Regions from separate parts of the Mus musculus genome. Here region 1 is linked to region 2. A link is a loop called in an ENCODE intact Hi-C map of the cell type or tissue named here. Cell type or tissue: gastrocnemius. All regions are shown on one strand. Links, peaks and the distances in the headings refer to the core of each region. The heading gives the core; the rest is flanking DNA.

Region 1 (8,338 bases), core at 73-8,072, 100 kb after region 2:
ATAGAAGCACACATAACATTTCCTTTAAAAATACAAGCCATTTTGTATGTGTGGGTGCACATGTAGAAGTTTGAGGATAGTGTAGGAAAATCAGTTCTGTCCACCATGTAGATTCAGTGGATCAAAATCAGGTCATCAGACTTGCTACAGTACCTCTACCACTGAGCCATCTCGCCAGCCCCCAGTGTGCCACCTTTTGTTCAGAACAGACAGTTGAATAATTGGCATAGGTTTTATAGAGTAGGTTTGAGACACGGGAAAATCTAAGTACAACTTAGTGCCCATAGTTACATAGTCCTGCCCAACAAACAGTTGCTTCTTTGCAAAGTTGGTGTTCTATAAACAAAGCAGTTACGGCACTGTATCAGCATCTGAGTGGGATTGGCCCAGGACTCATGCTTCCTTTTCAGATAGGCCTAAGTAAAGATCAGAATAAATAGTAAAGATCTGCAGAAGTGGCTCAGCAGTTAAGAGCACACTGATTACTCTTCAGAGAGCCCAGGTTCGGTTCCCAGCAACCACATGACAGCTCACAACTTTAGGTCCAGGGGATCCACTGCCCTCCTCTAGCTTCTAAGAGTACCAGGCACGCGTGTGATGAACATAGATATATGCAGGCAAGTATATGCCTAAAATGAAAATAAATAAATTTGTGGCTGGAGAGATGGCCCCATGATTAGAGTACTTATGTTAGGGGTCCTAGGTTTGAGTCCCAGTACCCATATGCTGCTTCACAATGTCTAACGACATTTCTAGGGTATCTGATAGGCATACATACAGGCCAAATGCCACCCATTCACATAAAAGGTGCTCAAGCCAGACGGAAATCCCCATGTCTTCTTCAAGCTCTGAACTACAAATCCTGGCTTCCAGCTTCAGTTCTTAAGTAAAGATTGCTGCATAGAGACAGCTAATTTCTAACCTAACAGGCCTGGGGCAGTACTGCGGCTTGGACACAGTTGTTCTAACCTCAGCTGAAGAGGAAACTCATTATTGTGTCCTGATGTTTATTCCAGCACAGATAGATCTGTGGACAAGCCAGGAAATGTTTTCTAACAATGAAATACCTTTTTAATGAGGAGGCGAAATGTGTTTTTCTCACAATATGAGGTTCCTTTCTGCTTTTTAAGTAGTGTCATTGATGGTGGTCAGATGTGCAGAAAATAGAGCACAAGCTCAATGTGAGCAAAATATGAATGGAATTTCCCTATAACTGGTAACCAGGGTAAAGAGTGCTGTGCGTGTTCTTGCAGAGACCAGGAGAGAAGGTGTCTGATCCCCTGGACCTGACTGACATTCATATGGTTGTGAGCTACTAGTGTAGGGACTGGGAACTGAACTTGGGTCCCCTGAAAGAGCAGCCAGTGTTCTTAATGAGCCGCCTGTCCACTCAGTTTGAAAGTGTAAAGGTAAAACTGTGAGATCAGTAGCTGCCCTCTGCTGGCTTTTTAGTTCCCAGACAAGCTGCAGAGGTGAGTTTTCAGGCTTGCTGTCATATGGGACCAGTTTTCTTCATGAGAGAGTCTTGTTTATGTTGGGCTCTGTTCAAGAAGCATTAGCAGCAAAGAGAAAAAGCAGCCAGGGCTCTGCATCTGGGGTCTCCCAATCTCACCTCAGCTGCCTGAGCAAGACTGTTGCAGCATCAGAGAGCCTTATTTCTAGACTGGAACTCTCCGTAACTTTAATTATTGATAACATGTAGAGCCACACAAACTGCTGGGCTGGAAAATTAACTTTTCTTCCTTTTTTCACTGTGTAGTCCAGGCAGCCTTGAACTCAGTGAATAGTCTAGCCTGGCTCATACATGGCTTCTTCCCTGCCTCAGCCTCCTAAAAGATTTGCCAGCGCATGAAGTTTTATTTCAAATCATTCTTCCTAATTTAAAGCCTTGTTTGTAGAATAAACTCTGTGTGGACTGTAAGATCAGTGTACCTTAGTACTGAAAGTCACAACCATCACCACAATCAGCTTCAGAGCAGCTCCACATACACCCCAAATCTCCTGCCATTAGCAGTCACTCACCGCAAATCCTAGACAACTGTAGATCTGCTTTCTGCCCTACACCTCATCCTGAATAAGAATTCATATTCAGCTATTTTTCAGAATAAGTGACATGTTCTCCTTTATTAAGACTTGGCTGTCTGTTTCCCAGTGGTTAATGATTTCAGGTATATGTAATGGGTTGTTTTGTCCCAAATTAAACCATTAGAGTCCAAGTTCAGCCTGTTACATATACAAGGAACTATTCCAACATTGTCTTCAATACTGCCTTTAACCAAAGTTAAAGGAGCCACTTCTAATCCCAGCATTTGGGGGGCAGAGACCAGCCAGGGCTATACACGGAGACATTGTTTTAAAATTAAAAAGAAAGTGAACTTTATCTGAAACCTTCAGACCGATAAGACACTTGCCACTGCAGACAGATGAGTCTTTTTTAGCACACAGATATTAATGCAATAATTATCTGGGTTTTCAAGGTTTGAATGAAATGTAGAGACAGGCAGGGTTTTATCCTTTGACCATTTTCACTTCCCATCTGTTGGCTGCTTAGAGTTTTCAGAGGAAGAAACACAGCAGTGGAACCCAGAGAAGACCCAGGATAGGGGTGGGGCAGCAGTGAGGAGGAAAGAAGATAGCTGCAGGCCCTTGCTGCACAGAAGCCGGGCAGCACCTTCCCTCCTGTTCCCAGTTTATTCTGTCTGGAGGGCTGAGAGCATCTGGCCCTCTCTGGCTGCTGACTCCTGTGTGTACTTGATTTCTTAATGAGCAAGCCTGTGCCTCCAGTCACTGACTGCCTCATAAGTAAGGAAGTCCTTTGTTCTCTCCACTGCTCTGAAAGGAGTCAACTTACTCGCACAGAAAATTCTGTCTATAACAACGCCCTTCCTCTTGTGGTACCCCAGAAGACACACATTCCCCTGCACCACCTGGGCACACAGTGGGCACTTGCTTTAAGCTTTTAGGGCCAGTTTTTGTAACTAGATGCCAAGCAGGGTTTGTGATTAACTTACTGAAAGCCTTAGGAGTGGTAATCTCCCTGTCTGAGCTGTTCTTAATCAAGTTCAGTTGAGTTATTATTATGTAAATAATGCTTATCACTGAAATATCTGACAAAATGCAGATCAGGCTTCTTAGGTTTGGTAGAGCTGGAGAAGAAAAGAACTGCATTGGCTGGCTGGCTGGCAGCAGAGAAACTAAATCACAGGCTGCTTGCACCTAGTCCTAAAACTTCCTAAAATTTAAGGAAATTTGAAAACAACCCTGCAGAGTTGTGGCCTAGTCAGGTGCTATGGTTCTGATTCTGTTTTGTTACTTGACCAGGTGAGTAGAATGTGGTCATCTCATTCCCTCCTTGTAGTGAGTCCGTGGGCTACATTACCAAGAGAAAGAGGAGTGCATGGGAACGGCTGGTTTGTAGAATGAAAACTTTTTTGGTTGTGAGCTTAGCCTCTCATCACTGAACCCTCTCTCCACCCCAGTGAAGACTTTCTTACCATGTCATGTTGACCCCTCTTCTGGCTTTTCTGTTTTCTTGGCTAAGATTACAGATAAGCACAGAACTCGGAGTTAGAAGAGCTGCTTTTTTCTGGGTTGCTGAAATGCTCCTGGTGATTGCTGTTTGTGTTTGGGCCACTGCTATCCATCCACAACTGTGTGATTGTTTGTGCAACAGGATCTTAGCAGCCTCACAATGAACCATTCTTTGGAATTTTACAAAGATGTCATTCTTGGCACCTAAACTGAAAATCATTTGTGCCTAACCCATCATTTTCCATTTATGAATCCAGTTTAATTAGAAAGTAGTTTATGAACAGTGCCCCATTTTTCAAGTGTAATTTGAAATAGCAGATGGCAGACGTGCACATTACCTGCTTGCCCAAGCCTAAATGCTTACTCATTCACACTCATGCCTTTAGCAAAGCCAACTATAGAAGGTGTGGGAGGCAGGCAAACCGCCTGGGGAACCCAGGCCTCATTGAGCTCGTTGCTGCCACCTGCTGGGGCCTGTTTGTGGAAGGCTGTCCAATAGACAGATGCTAAGCTTTCCAGTGACCTCACCGAGCTCTAGTCTCTGCTGTTACATTTCTAAAAGACAAGCCTGGTAGTAGTGGTGCATGCCTTTAATTCCAGTACTCAGGAGGTGGAGGCAGAGGCAGGCTGATCTCTCAGTTCCAGGCCAGCCTGGTCTACAGAGAGAGTTTCAGAACAGCCAGAGTTACATAGTGAGACCTTGTCTCAAAAAGAAACAAACTTCTAGATGGCAGCCTATCTGTGGGTTAATGGATTGTGCTCCATTGTTTCAGATCAGCAGGTAGGGATTTGACTATTTGGTAACATGGCCCCTTGAGGTTCTGAGAACAAAGGATATCAAGAGCTCAAAATCCCTGGAGTGTGGGAGCTGTAACAGCCTCGGAGCAGATAGCGTGATCTTCAGAATCTTGGCTAGGGACTTGGACAGAGAAAGGAAGAACACAAATTTGAGCTCAGTCTGGACCGCCTAATGACACCATGTCTCAAAAAAACAAGGACAGTTTGGGTCTGGTGGCACTTGGAGGCAGAGCCAGGGAGATCTCCCCTAGTTTAGGGCAAGCCTGGTCTACATAGAATGTTGCAGGCTAGCCTAGGCTGTATTGTCAGACCCTATTTATAAAGGGAGGGGTCATAGTGGCAAATGCCTTTAATCCCAGTACTCTGAAAGCAGAGGCAGGTAAATGTCTGAGTTTGAAGCTAGCTGGTTTCATAAGAGAGTTCCTGGCCAGCCAGGGCTACAGAGTAAAATCCTGTCCATATGTGCACACACAGGGGTTTGTTAAAGATTCACACATAATGTGGTTTGGGTAGTAGTGCATTCGGTGCAAATATTATCTAGACAGGAGTTCTTCAACCATTAGTGCCTCTCGTTTTGGTGAATTATATATCCTCCTGCAGTGAGAAGAGCCATCTTGACATTGTGCCTAGTTCTTTGAAGCAGATACTCAGAAGTTGGATTGGGTGGGGTGTTTGTTAGTTGGTTGGTTGGTTGGCAGGACACATCACTTGTGAATAATTAGCTTTCTTTTCTAGAGGTTACTGTCATTTGTATTATTGGTCAATGGGTGCTTCAGTGGGCTTTGGCAAACAAAGGCAGGGTTTTGTAGTCCACTTAACACAGTCTTAATTTCCACGACTCCAGTAATCATTTGGGAAGCAGGTTCTGGGGACATAAAATAATGTAAGCCGAGCACAGGAAGCCTGCGCCCTCTCGTTCTTAGTCTTCTCTCTGCTATGGCAGGCTCGGGCAACACAAAGTTTCAGGCTACCCCTTTCCTTATTCCACAGGGAAGGGGTAGTCTGAAACTCAGAAGATCCATCTTAGGTCAGATGGGGTGTGGCTCACGATTTTATTCCCTGCACTCAGAAAACAGAGGCTCATGGAACTCTGGCAGTTGAGGCCTGTCTAGCATAATGAGATCCTGTCTTTAAAGAAAAGCATATCTTACAGAAGTAGGAGTTGTAGGTACTCATCATATGCTTGCTTGCTTGACTATTATTTCCTATCCCTACAGGGTGTGTCATTTATATGGATGCTCATAAAACTGTTGATTGTAGTCTGTGGACTGATTGTTAAGTCACTAAAGTCAAGAGCAGATTGCCCTCCATTGAATTCAGTAAACATGGAGCAGCCATTACAGTATATTTTCCTCTAGATTCCTCTCTGTTTAGGACTTCCAGGCCTTTGATGCACATGGTCCTGTGTTTAGTGAGGAATACGTTGTAGGACTAGAGAAATGGCTCAGTGGGTAAGAGCACTAACTGCTTTTCCGAAGGTTCTGAGTTCAAATCCCAGCACCCACATGGTAGCTCACAATCATCCATAGTGAGATCTGACGCCCTCCTCTGGTGCGTCAAAACATTGTAGAATCAGAAAAAGTTTGTTGAACCCTTTTATAGGAACCCCATTTGGGTTTTAAGGATGCTAGTTTTTGTTACTTGTGAGTATTTAGTGTATTTCATTTTAAGTGTTACTTCCTGCCTTGATAACCTCATCTGTGGTGCTTTTTTTGTTTTGGTTTGGTTTTTAGGGATACCTGAAAGAAATCTTGAAAGAAATTGGCATTCAGAATGTAAAAGGAATTCACAAGAACACATGGGAGCTGAAGCCGGAGTACAGGCATTACCAAACAGAAGAGAAGAGCGACTGAGAGACTCGTGTGCTAAAGAGTCAGTCACAGGCAGGCCTGGCCAGCCCACACCACAAGTTGCCTGCCTGCCTGCCTTGACAGGACAAAGACACCTGGGTCTACCACTCCTCTCAGTAAACTGTTAAAGCTGAGATTCCATAAAAGTTTCTTAAGTGTTTTCTGAAGAGAAAGATGTTATTTATAGACTAAACTCATGTTACACCATTCAGCGGGCATGCTGGCACATGAATGTGTCCAAAACTCAGGAGACTGAGGCAGGCAGGTGTGAGTTTGAGACCAGCCTGGAATACACAGCAAGACCTCCTCCATAGAAGAAAAAAATTATGGTATGGGTGGAGCTCTGGGAATTAAAACTACTTTTGTTTTTATTGGTTAACTTTGCAAGCGTAAATGGGATATCTCCTAAATGAAAATTTTGTCTCTGAGGAACTAAGGTAAGAAAGGAGAAAGGTGGGAGGCAGGGGCATCAGCTAAGAAATGATTACAGGAACACAGAGTCCAAATTCCTTCTGCAACTGAAGAGGGAACTTGTCCCTGTCTGCAGAGGTAATGTTTCACCTCCACACTTAAGTTAATAAAGAGATCTGTTCCCTTTGTACTAGATGGCAACTGTTATCACTGGCTGATTTTACCCTTGTGATACTGGAAAGAGAAACCGTCTAAACTCTAGACAGTTACTGTCCGCTTGGAGAGCTGGCTTAGTGGTCTGGGGCACACACTGCTCTTGCAAAGGATAGGAGTTTGGTTTCCAGCATCCAAGTCAGTTTCTTTCTCAGCTGTTTGTAATTCCAGCCTCAAGGGATCCATGCCCTCTTAGGTCTCCACAGGTCTCCGTGCTTATATGTCCATACATTCACACAGACACAGAAATGAAAATAATTTTTTTAAAAAAATCCCTTAAAATAACAATTGAAAATTAAGTAACATTCCAACTTCAAATTGTATCTCTCTAACCAGATATAAGCTCCTTGGAGACTGGCTTTAGCCTGAGAATTTTACTTCCCACTGTACGGGCAGGGGCTGACCCTTTGCTATCAGATTCTATTGCCAACTAAATCGGGGCTGTCAGGTGGTGCGCTGAGATAGCAAGGGCTGGCGCTGTCTCCCGGCACACCAGGACGCTCTTCTCGTCCTCAGTTGACTGTGGATGGAAACAGTCCATGTACATGATGAGTTTCTTCAGGACAGTGTCATGTGTTAACGCAGTCCAAAGTTGCTCCTGTAAAGCAGAGATGCTCCGACAAAGTAAGCACACAGAGAGGATGCTTAGAGAGAGGATGCCTGCAGCCAGGCGGTTCAGCTGCCAGAAATGTAAGAAAACGCAGAGTACTAAAAGCAAGGAAATAGTTTTTCATTAAGAGAAGGATCTTGCCATGTGATTTGCTCTTGTAAGGAAAATGTTGTCTTCGTCCTCCCACTATAAGCTACAGGTCTGCCTAAGGAAGGCAGTCCTAGTCACCACCCACCCTTAGTGCCTTACTGGCCTCATTCTGGGGTAGGAGCTAAATGTGGTCTGCCCCTTGTCGCCTCCTTTTTTAAATCTTTTATTTATTGTTTGACAATTTCATGCATGTATTCATTGATCATATCCACTCCAACCTCGCTCCCCTCCACTTCTTGATGCCTGGAAGCCTAGTGTCCAGAAGCCCGTGGGATGCTGTGAAAACTGCAGAGCCAAGTGTGCTGGGTACCTGCCACGTGCTTGGTAAATCATACAGTATGTACCTTCCGACAGAACTTGCCATTTTGTTCTGAGATGCTTCCCTGAAACATGAGGATGCCTCCTCTGCTCGGAGTTTGTTTTATAGATGCCAGTAACATCCTGATCTCATTAATAGAACATCCAGTCGGAAGTTACACTGGACTGGTCTCTCGATGGTCTTACCTCTGGGTTACCCTTTCTGTTTCTCTGTATCGGCCACAGCCTGTTAGCTTGCCTTTCATCTCGTCAGTGAGAATATTCCAAAGCCTAACTTGACTTCCCATAAATATCCTGGAACAGCTGGACTTCCCAGAGGCAGCACAGCCCTGGGGAGGGAACACAGAGTCAGGTTCACAACAACAGGAAAGGGATGTACTGGTACTTAGGATGTACCCACAGCACTGGTGGGTGTACTCCTAAGGAGCCTTTGTTAACTGGATGGAAAGAGGAAAGA
Region 2 (8,338 bases), core at 173-8,172:
GGATGCTGGAAATTGAACCCAGGTCGTCTGGAAGAGCAGCTAGTACTCTTGACTGTTAGACTGTCTTCCCAGCCCTTGTCTAGCTACTTTTAATCCAACTCCACTGAGATTCTCAAGCCTAGTACTTCATTGAAATAGCTGTCATCTGTTACTAATGTCCCCACCTTTATCAATTAGTTTTTGTTTCATAACAAAACTTAAAAATTTTTAGTCACTTAGAACAAAAAATATTTTATTTGTTCAGAATTTTCTGGATTTTTTTTTCTGGTCAGGGCTGAGCTGGAAGGCCTTCTTGACTGGCCTGGCCTTGTTAAACATTGAGTGGCTTGGTATCAGCTGGGCAGGAGTCATCTGTTTCATCTCCAGCATATTCTTTCATATGGTGGTGAGAGTTCACAGTTGCAAAAGAGGGCCTACAAGTACAAGGGTACTTCTGTCTGTTCGCTAAAGTCTTATTGGCCAAAACCAAATTCAAGGGCTAGAAACAGATTTCAACACCAATTTTCTTTTTCCCTGTAAAAATTTTTATTACACATCTTATATAGCAGCTGTCTTGATTGACCCGCATCAGACTTGACAAGGCCGTAAAACTGGTATCCCATCCCATCAGGACAGCACTCTGCTGCCCTCTTCCTTCATTGTCTCCTATGGACCTTTTGCTAGGCTCCTGGATGCCCCATCTCAGCATCTTAGTTTACATGATCCCTCCTCTCAGTCATCAGTTCTTGTCTCTTTTCACTTTTTTTTTTAAAGTGGCCTCATCTCTTCTAGCTTTAAATGCCAAATGTTCAATCTCTTCTATATTCCTGCTTTGGTGTCTCAAGAGACTCTCAAGCTTAGTAATTACTTCCTGGTTCTGTCAGAAGTATCTGAGAATTCAACTTTTCAGGGACCATTTTAAAGCTGCCTCAAGAAAGACACATAGTTCTGGAGTTAAATTTTTTAGTTTTCTTACTTGATGAGACTTATCTTTAAGAAACTTGATACTTTTCATTTTTTCTCCCCTTAGTTCTTTGTTGTAAATTCCTTTTAAAAAGTCACAGTATTTCTCTATCCCTGACTAGCTATCAAATGAATGCGACAGAGACACTAGATTTTTTTTCTTCCTCCTCCCCCCCCCCACCCCCAAACAAGGTTTCTCTGTATAGCTCTGGCTGTCCTGGAACTCACTCTGTAGACCAGGCTGTCCTTGAACTCAGAAATCCACCCGCCTCTGCCTCCCAAGTGCTGGGATTAAAGGCATGTGCCAGCACTGCCTGCGCGACACTAGATTGTTTTTTTAATGGAGCTTTACTACACAATTCCTGGGTAGTCATTGATCTGTTTTAATCCTTTAAGCTAATCTGACTCCCTCCCAGCCCAAATCCCCAAGGTACTTGCATTTTATTATTGGCTTGGCTCTCTGGGCTGTGGGTGTATTCTCCCATGATGTCTCTAGGACCCCTTCCTTCCGGATCCCCATCCCCACCCCACACCCCACTGGTGGAAGTTCTGCCCAGCCATTGGCTGATCAGCTTTTATTGACAACTCAGAGAATAAATGGGGAGCAATGTTTACACAAACTTGAGACAGAAGATAGTTGGAATAAGCATTATAATGCCATGTCCAGATGGCAACAAGATATGGGGCAGAGAAATCAGCATTTGAATGCTACAAGGATAATCTTTACATAGTGCACAAAAACATTTTGCCTACACTTTGTCTTACTTGAAGTTCTGTCTTGAAGTTCTTTGTTTCTTGTGTGGTTGTGCATTTATACACTGGCCCCTTGTCCTCTGGTGGGACTTGTGTGTGGTGGTTGGTTTTGGGACTTACCTTTAAGCCTTAGCTTTCTTGTTTGTGAAGTGTGAATGTTAGCATTAATGGTTCTCCAATCCATAGGGCAGATTATAAGACAATACAAGCTTAGGACTTTGAAAACTCAAAGATTACATTCCTGTAAACCTGTACAAAGACCATGCTTGTTGGAGGAATGTCTGATCTCTCTTAGTGTGACAGACTGAGACATACAGGAACTAGGTTCAGGGAAGACGGGGAGCCCCTAGTACTGCATTGATCACTGAAATGAGATGTTAGAGGTGATGTTCAAGTGGAGATGGCTGTACTTGAGTTCTTCATTGGTGTAAGTGTCGGTCTTACTTACCGACCTGGGGTACTGATTGTGGTCAGAGGGAATGCCTGTCAGTCAGAACAACTCAGCAAGACTGAGACAGCTGAAGCCATCAAACTTTTTATACACCTATCAAAACAAAATATAATGGTGGTTGCCAGGATACAATCATGTTTGCAAGCTACATGGGCCATACTAATTTTTCAGCCAAGCTTCTATATCAGTAGTTCGACCCTTTGGGGCTTGGATGATCCTTTTACAGGGATCACCTAAGACCATCCGAAATGGGTATGTTTTACATTACAGTTCATAACCGTAGCAAAATTACATTTGTGAAGATCTTTTTATGGTCATTACAAGATGAGGAACTGTGTTTTAAAGGGTTATGGCACGGAAACCTGAGAACCACTGTCCTATGTGCTTTCACTGATTTCTAAGAGATACACAGATGGCCTGAAGTCTTCACTGTCTAAGGCAGTGCCTTGCTTTTTCAGGAACTAGTGCCCCAGCAGCCATGGAATCTAACTTGAAAAACCTATGATGCATGCCTCTCAAGGCAGCTAGACCAGGCCAACTCCACTACTCCTTGCACATTGGTAGGAAATTTCAAGCTACCTATTCCCTATATTTTAAAGCAGATGGCTTACATAATTGCATCTACTATTCATAGGTTAGCCATACCTACAGGCTTGCTTGGATCAGTCCCAATTGATAGCTTTCCCTGGGTAGTTATTGAAGTGTCCAGTTTCATGTCCCTGAGTATCCTAGTTTTGATAATAAATGGTGGTTACCTAAATGTTATTTTGTGCAATGTGTGTGTCATGTGTTACCAGCCCAAGTTTTTACGAACAAAATTGTATTGTTGGCCTTTGCACACACGAAGTCCCATAGAAAGACTGTGTATATGTGAGTTGTTTTTTTTTTTTTTTTACATAAGTAATACATTCCCTTTTGTTGTATTTAAAAAAAAATCACCTTAATACAAAATAAAAAAGTCATCTGTATTTCCCATTCACACTCTTTGGAGGTGGTGACAGTTTGGTGTGGAAGCCTCTAGATTGCATCCTGATTATTTTGGATATGTAACATATGGATGCAATTTTGAAGCATCTTTGTTTATTCCACTGAATTCTCAGACTCCTTAGGCTTGGGGTTGCTAATTTCAGAACATAGCACAGAACTGGGATTGTGTTGTCATTCGCTGTTGAGTGAGGCTCAAGGCTTTGGTTTATTATCACTGTTTTCCTTTATCTCTTCCCTTGACTACATGGCTAGTCCCCTGTTCCTTGGGTCTTTTTAGAAAGAAATCCTTAGTAGAAGTAACTTGAAATCACTTGAATAAATTACAGTGAAGAGAAAGTAAACATGCCAGAATTTCCTTTAAGGAGGGAGGGCAGTCTTTTAGTTGGTGTCTATCTACCCAAAATGACACATAGTCCTACCTTATAGAAGATGGAGCCTCTTTACTAATAGCACAGCTATATTAATCCCAGTTCCCTGGGATTGCTGGAGAGATGCTTGAAAACAGCTGGCCCCCAGTAGACTGCATTCTTCTGTGTGCCTTGCTCATATTCCTAGCTGATACATAAGTACTAAGTTCACTCTTGGTAAATGTAGACTGGCTGAGGAGTAGCTTAACAGTGCATGTGACTAAATTACTAGAGTTTCAGTCGATATCCTGCATATTTTAAGTCATCAGATTTTTATGGTTGTAAACTGACGTCTCCAATAACAGGTGCTTGTTTAGAATGAATTGAGGTGATGGCCTCACTCTTCTTTTTACCAGTTAGCTCACAGTGCAGACCTCATGTTTCGTTGCTCTTAGAGAGAGTGAGCAGCTAAGTTCACCCAGTGGAATGGTGGGAGGAGTGTTTCAGTAGACACCCATGAGGAGCATGGGACATTTGAGTGATTTAGGACTATTGAGAGAACATTCCAGGTAAACTATTTTAATATTTTTGTGACTACAAGATGTATGATCAGTTATTGATTCTTAAGAGGAGACATATCCAGTTTACAGTTGCCTGTGTATATGTGTTGGGGGATGTGTGGTATTGAATTTTTAAAACAAGAATAAAGGGTTTAGAAGGGCAGTATGGTACACTAGTTAGGTGTATGAATCTACCCAGAAGTCAGGTTGGAGGTTCAATCCTAACCTTGTCACCAACTAGCTGTGTATTTTGGGATAAGTTACTGTCTTTGTTGGGGTTTCATTGCTATGAAGAGACACTATGACTAAAGCAATTATTATAAAGGACAACATTCAGTTGGGGCTGGCTTACAGGTTCAGAGGTTCAGTCCATTATCATCATGGCAGGAAGCATGGCAGCATCCAGGCAGACTTGGTGCTCTAGAAGGAGCTGAGGATTAAACATCTTGATCTGAAGGCAGCCAGGAAGAGGCTCTGAAATTTCACACTGGGTAGAGCGTGAGCATTGGGAGTCCTTAAAGCCTAACCCCACAGTGTCACACTTCCTCCAGCAAGGCCACACCTACTCTAACGAGGCCACACTTCCTAATAGTGGCACTCTCCATGGGCCTATGAAGGGCTGAACCTATTTAAACAAACACAGTTACTTACTCCCCCCCCCCCCCCGTCTTCTTATCTGTTAAAAGGGAATGTATTAATTCCTCGAGTTCACTTTATATATTTAAAGTGCCTAGTTGGTAAGTCATAGCATATATCACAAACAGACTGTACAGTAGGCACTACGTGGTGCAAGTGGACCTCTCTATTCCAGTTTTCCTGAGGCCAAGGAGAGAGTGCTGCAGCATAGGCCAGAAGCTAGGAAGATCTACACAGTAAGCTGGGTCATCTCTGCACAGATAGGCTGTGGGGTGGAGAGACAGAAGCAGAAGGGAGGGAAGAAGCATGCAGCTGGGATCGGGGGCAACTCTCCTCAAATTTGGTTCCCATTTAGTACCTGAGAAACAGAGAGTGCAGCTGTGACCGTGCTGAGTGACTCCTAAGTTAGACAGTTGGACATAGGGCTATTTATGTAAGTAAGTTTTTGAGATGTCCTGATTCCCCCTGTACTTGGATTATTTTGCGCTTTTGGGCATCCACCTTCCCACCTGAGTTTACAGTCTGCTTTAGCTTCTTCTACATCTTGCCTCAGAGCACCTCAGTTTTCTCTGTTTGTGCTGCATTTTACCTATAATCTTGAGTCCTATACTTCTATGTCTTTTCAGAGATACTTGATTTCTAGCTTTATTTCTTAATAGACTTAATATCTCAGATCATTTGGGGCCTATTAATAATAAATGTCTGCAAATAAATCAATGAGATAAAAACCGAATGAATTCAAAATAAATTTACACTGCTGACAGCATTTAAATTGGCACAAACTGTTGGAAAGACAGTGTTTATGTGTATCTATACATAGAGCAACATAAGCAGTATACACATTACACAGTAATGCTGCGCACTACAAAATGGAGTTGTAAGTCACTATTCCCTGGTAGGTACTTTATAGCTAGCTCCGCATTGTTTTTAGTTCTTACTGCTGCCATCATAGACAGGCACAGGCACACAGAGTGAGACAGAGTCAGCCACTGACTGACTCAGCTGAGGATTGGGATAATGAGAGTAAAAGATGAATAATAAATAAAATATTCTTGCCCTGATCTCAGCAGTCTCATCAATTTCTAGGAATTTATCCCATGAACCAATGGCTTTTGAGCTTAATTGTTCAGGCAGCAGAAACCCTCCAGTGTGGTTGATGATTTCATAGTATTTGTTTGGTTTTCTTAATTGTCTATCTTTTTTTTTTTTAAACTTTATTTATTTATTTATTTTATGTATACGAGTACACTGTAGCTATCTTCAGACACACCAGAAGAGGACATCAGATCCCATTACAGATGGTTGTGAGCCATGATGTGGTTGCTGGGAATTGAACTCAGGACCTCTGCAAGAGCAGTCAGTGCTCTTAACCTCTGAGCCATCTCTCCAGCCCTTAACTGTCTATCAATGACAGTAAGAACTTATGCCTTTTTGGTGTCAGATCCAAGAAATACTTTGAAAGTGAAGAACAGAGATGTGATTTTTTGGGGGTGGGGTGGGGGTGGGGGAGGAGTTGTCTTGAGTCTCTGTGTAACAGAGTCCTGGCTGTTCTGGACTCACTTTCTAGACCAGGCTGGCCTGGAACTCAAGAGATCCTCTTGCCTCTGCATCCTGAATGCTGGAATTAAAGGTGTTGGCCACTACACCCGCCTTTTTTTTTTTTTTTTTTTTTTTAGCAAGAAGAATGAGTGGAGCTTGAAGTGTTGTGGGTGTTGGGAAATGGCTCAGAGTAGTGAAGGAGGAAGGGGAAATATGTAGTATTTTAATAAACTCTGAAGGTTGGGCCAGGTGTTTACCTCATTGCTTTCTGGAGATACTGTTATAAAACTAGTTGGTGTTGTCCATTTTGGCCACAGATCTTTAGACAAAAGATACATGATAGTTTTAATGTGGAACAATAAAGTCTTGTTTACTTCATTAACACATACAAAGGCAAAGGAATATGTATTTAATTTTTTTTTTTTCAAGACGGGTTTCTCTGTGTAGCCCTGGCTGTCCTGGAACTCACTTTGTAGACCAGGCCTCGAACTCAGAAATCTGCCTGCCTCTGCCTCCTGAGTGCTGGGGTTAAAGGCGTGCGCCACCACCCGGCTATATATTTACTTTTAAAAAAACTTTTTCAACAACAGCTTTTGCTTCCAGTGAAGTTAACCTGTCAGAGCTCATTAATCTGTCCTCATTCTAGCTAAATTGCTGCAGTAATTATGTAAAAAGGAATTACCCCTCCTTGTTCCCTAATTGCGTCTGGGTGATTTTCTAGTTTTCCAAACTGGAAACGGCAGTCTGATCTTTAACCCACCTTTTTCCACTGTTGCCCACCTCCAGTCACTCCCCCTGCTATCAGTTCTGACAGCTCCACATGTGCACTTCTTCCTCCATTTACCACCACCTGGGTCAAACCTTCATTTTAGTTTTTTTCTGGGACTTTTGTGTTCAGAAAGCCACATTCTTCACTGAAATATCAAGAACAGAACAAGAACAGTTTCTAGGCCACATCCTAACATTCATCTCTTCGGAAAGCTTGTGAGCTAGGCCTGCCCACATAGTTCACTGCACTTACATCATTCAACTGCTTTTCTAACCCAAAGACCACATTCGAACAGCCCAGTCCCTGGTACCAACTGTGTCTTAGTGGTGTCTATTGCTGTGAAGAGACACTGTGACCAAGGCACTGTGACCAAGGCAGCTCTTATAAAGGCAAAGTATTTAATTACAGAGGTTTCAGAGATTTAGTCCATTCTCATGGTTAGGAGCATGGTGGCACAGTGCTAGAGAAGTAGTTGAGAGTTTTATAGTTGAACCTGTAGGCATCAGGATGAGAGAGACTGGATTTGAAATGGGCTTTTTAGAACCTCAAAGCTTATCCCCAGTGTCAAACTTCCTCCAACAAGGCCACGCCTACTAATTCTTTTAAATAATGCTACTCCCCGGTGAATATTCAAATCTTTGAGTTTATATGGGCCATTCGCATTCAAACTACCACAGGTGGGTTCTATTGACTGAGGAAAATGCTCATGATAAAGATCTAAGGAGGAATGACTGAGATAATGCAAGAGTCTAGGGGAGTCAGATGTTGTCTGGCTGTGTAGTGAATACCACATGTCACCAGGCTATTAATTAATCCATTCCCAACTTTCTGAGTGGAAAACAGATTATGCTTCTGTTCTCTTGAAGGGACAACCCTGGGTGTTTAACATTCCCGGTTTCCCTAGTGCTGATCTGTGAGCACAAGGACCCTGTGCCTTCTATTTGTCGTATTTGACAAGATGCTTGTTTATATATAGTTCTTTATGGATTTAGCTATTTTCATTAGCTTGTGTCTTTAAACTTTTACTCGGTTCTTTGATAATTTCATTCATGTATAACATGCATTCTGAGAACCTCACTTCTTTAATCTACCACCCATATCACTCCTCCTTTCCCACATTAATGATCTTACTGTTTTGTGTTTGGTTTGCTCTTTGAGAGGTCTACTGTGTTTATCCAGGATCATCTGTATGACCATGTGTTTGGAACTATTTGTTAGAGCCTCATAGCTCCTCAGTGAGTACACAACTCAAGGCTGCCCCTCCCCCTGAGCTGTCTTTTCAGCTCCATCAACCTTGGGTTTTCAATCACGTTTACAGTATCAGGTTTGAATTCCCCTCTTGTGGAAAGGGCCT

The links. Hi-C counts contacts between places; a loop is a spot of excess contacts. Peaks named below come from ENCODE experiments on the same cell type or tissue, not always from the same donor. Only the 100,000 strongest peaks of a DNase experiment are listed, where the experiment ranks them.
Region 1: it touches region 2 in a loop (2.3-fold over the local background); 2 of 42 quality-filtered maps call a loop at or near these places.

The regions. Positions count from the first base shown.
Region 1 is chr14:75,895,378-75,903,715 of GRCm38, reverse strand. Gtf2f2 (general transcription factor IIF, polypeptide 2) reads left to right here. Exons shown (of 8, transcript NM_026816.3): 8 at 6,063-6,779. The coding sequence ends at 6,182. It overlaps Gm52138 (a long non-coding RNA gene), which reads right to left. Exons shown (of 3, transcript XR_003951201.1): 3 at 6,846-8,338. Among named protein-coding and RNA genes, the nearest start is that of Gm52138, 8.9 kb to the right of the region's middle. In gastrocnemius, for the core only: a CTCF peak has its summit at 3,994 (motif pointing left); a DNase peak (open chromatin) is centred at 3,987; H3K27ac peaks cover 1,489 bases.
Region 2 is chr14:75,998,205-76,006,542 of GRCm38, reverse strand. All of the region lies in intron 2 of Gtf2f2 (general transcription factor IIF, polypeptide 2), which reads left to right. Among named protein-coding and RNA genes, the nearest start is that of Gm36429, 8.4 kb to the left of the region's middle. In gastrocnemius, for the core only: no CTCF peak of the experiment used is centred there; no DNase peak of the experiment used is centred there.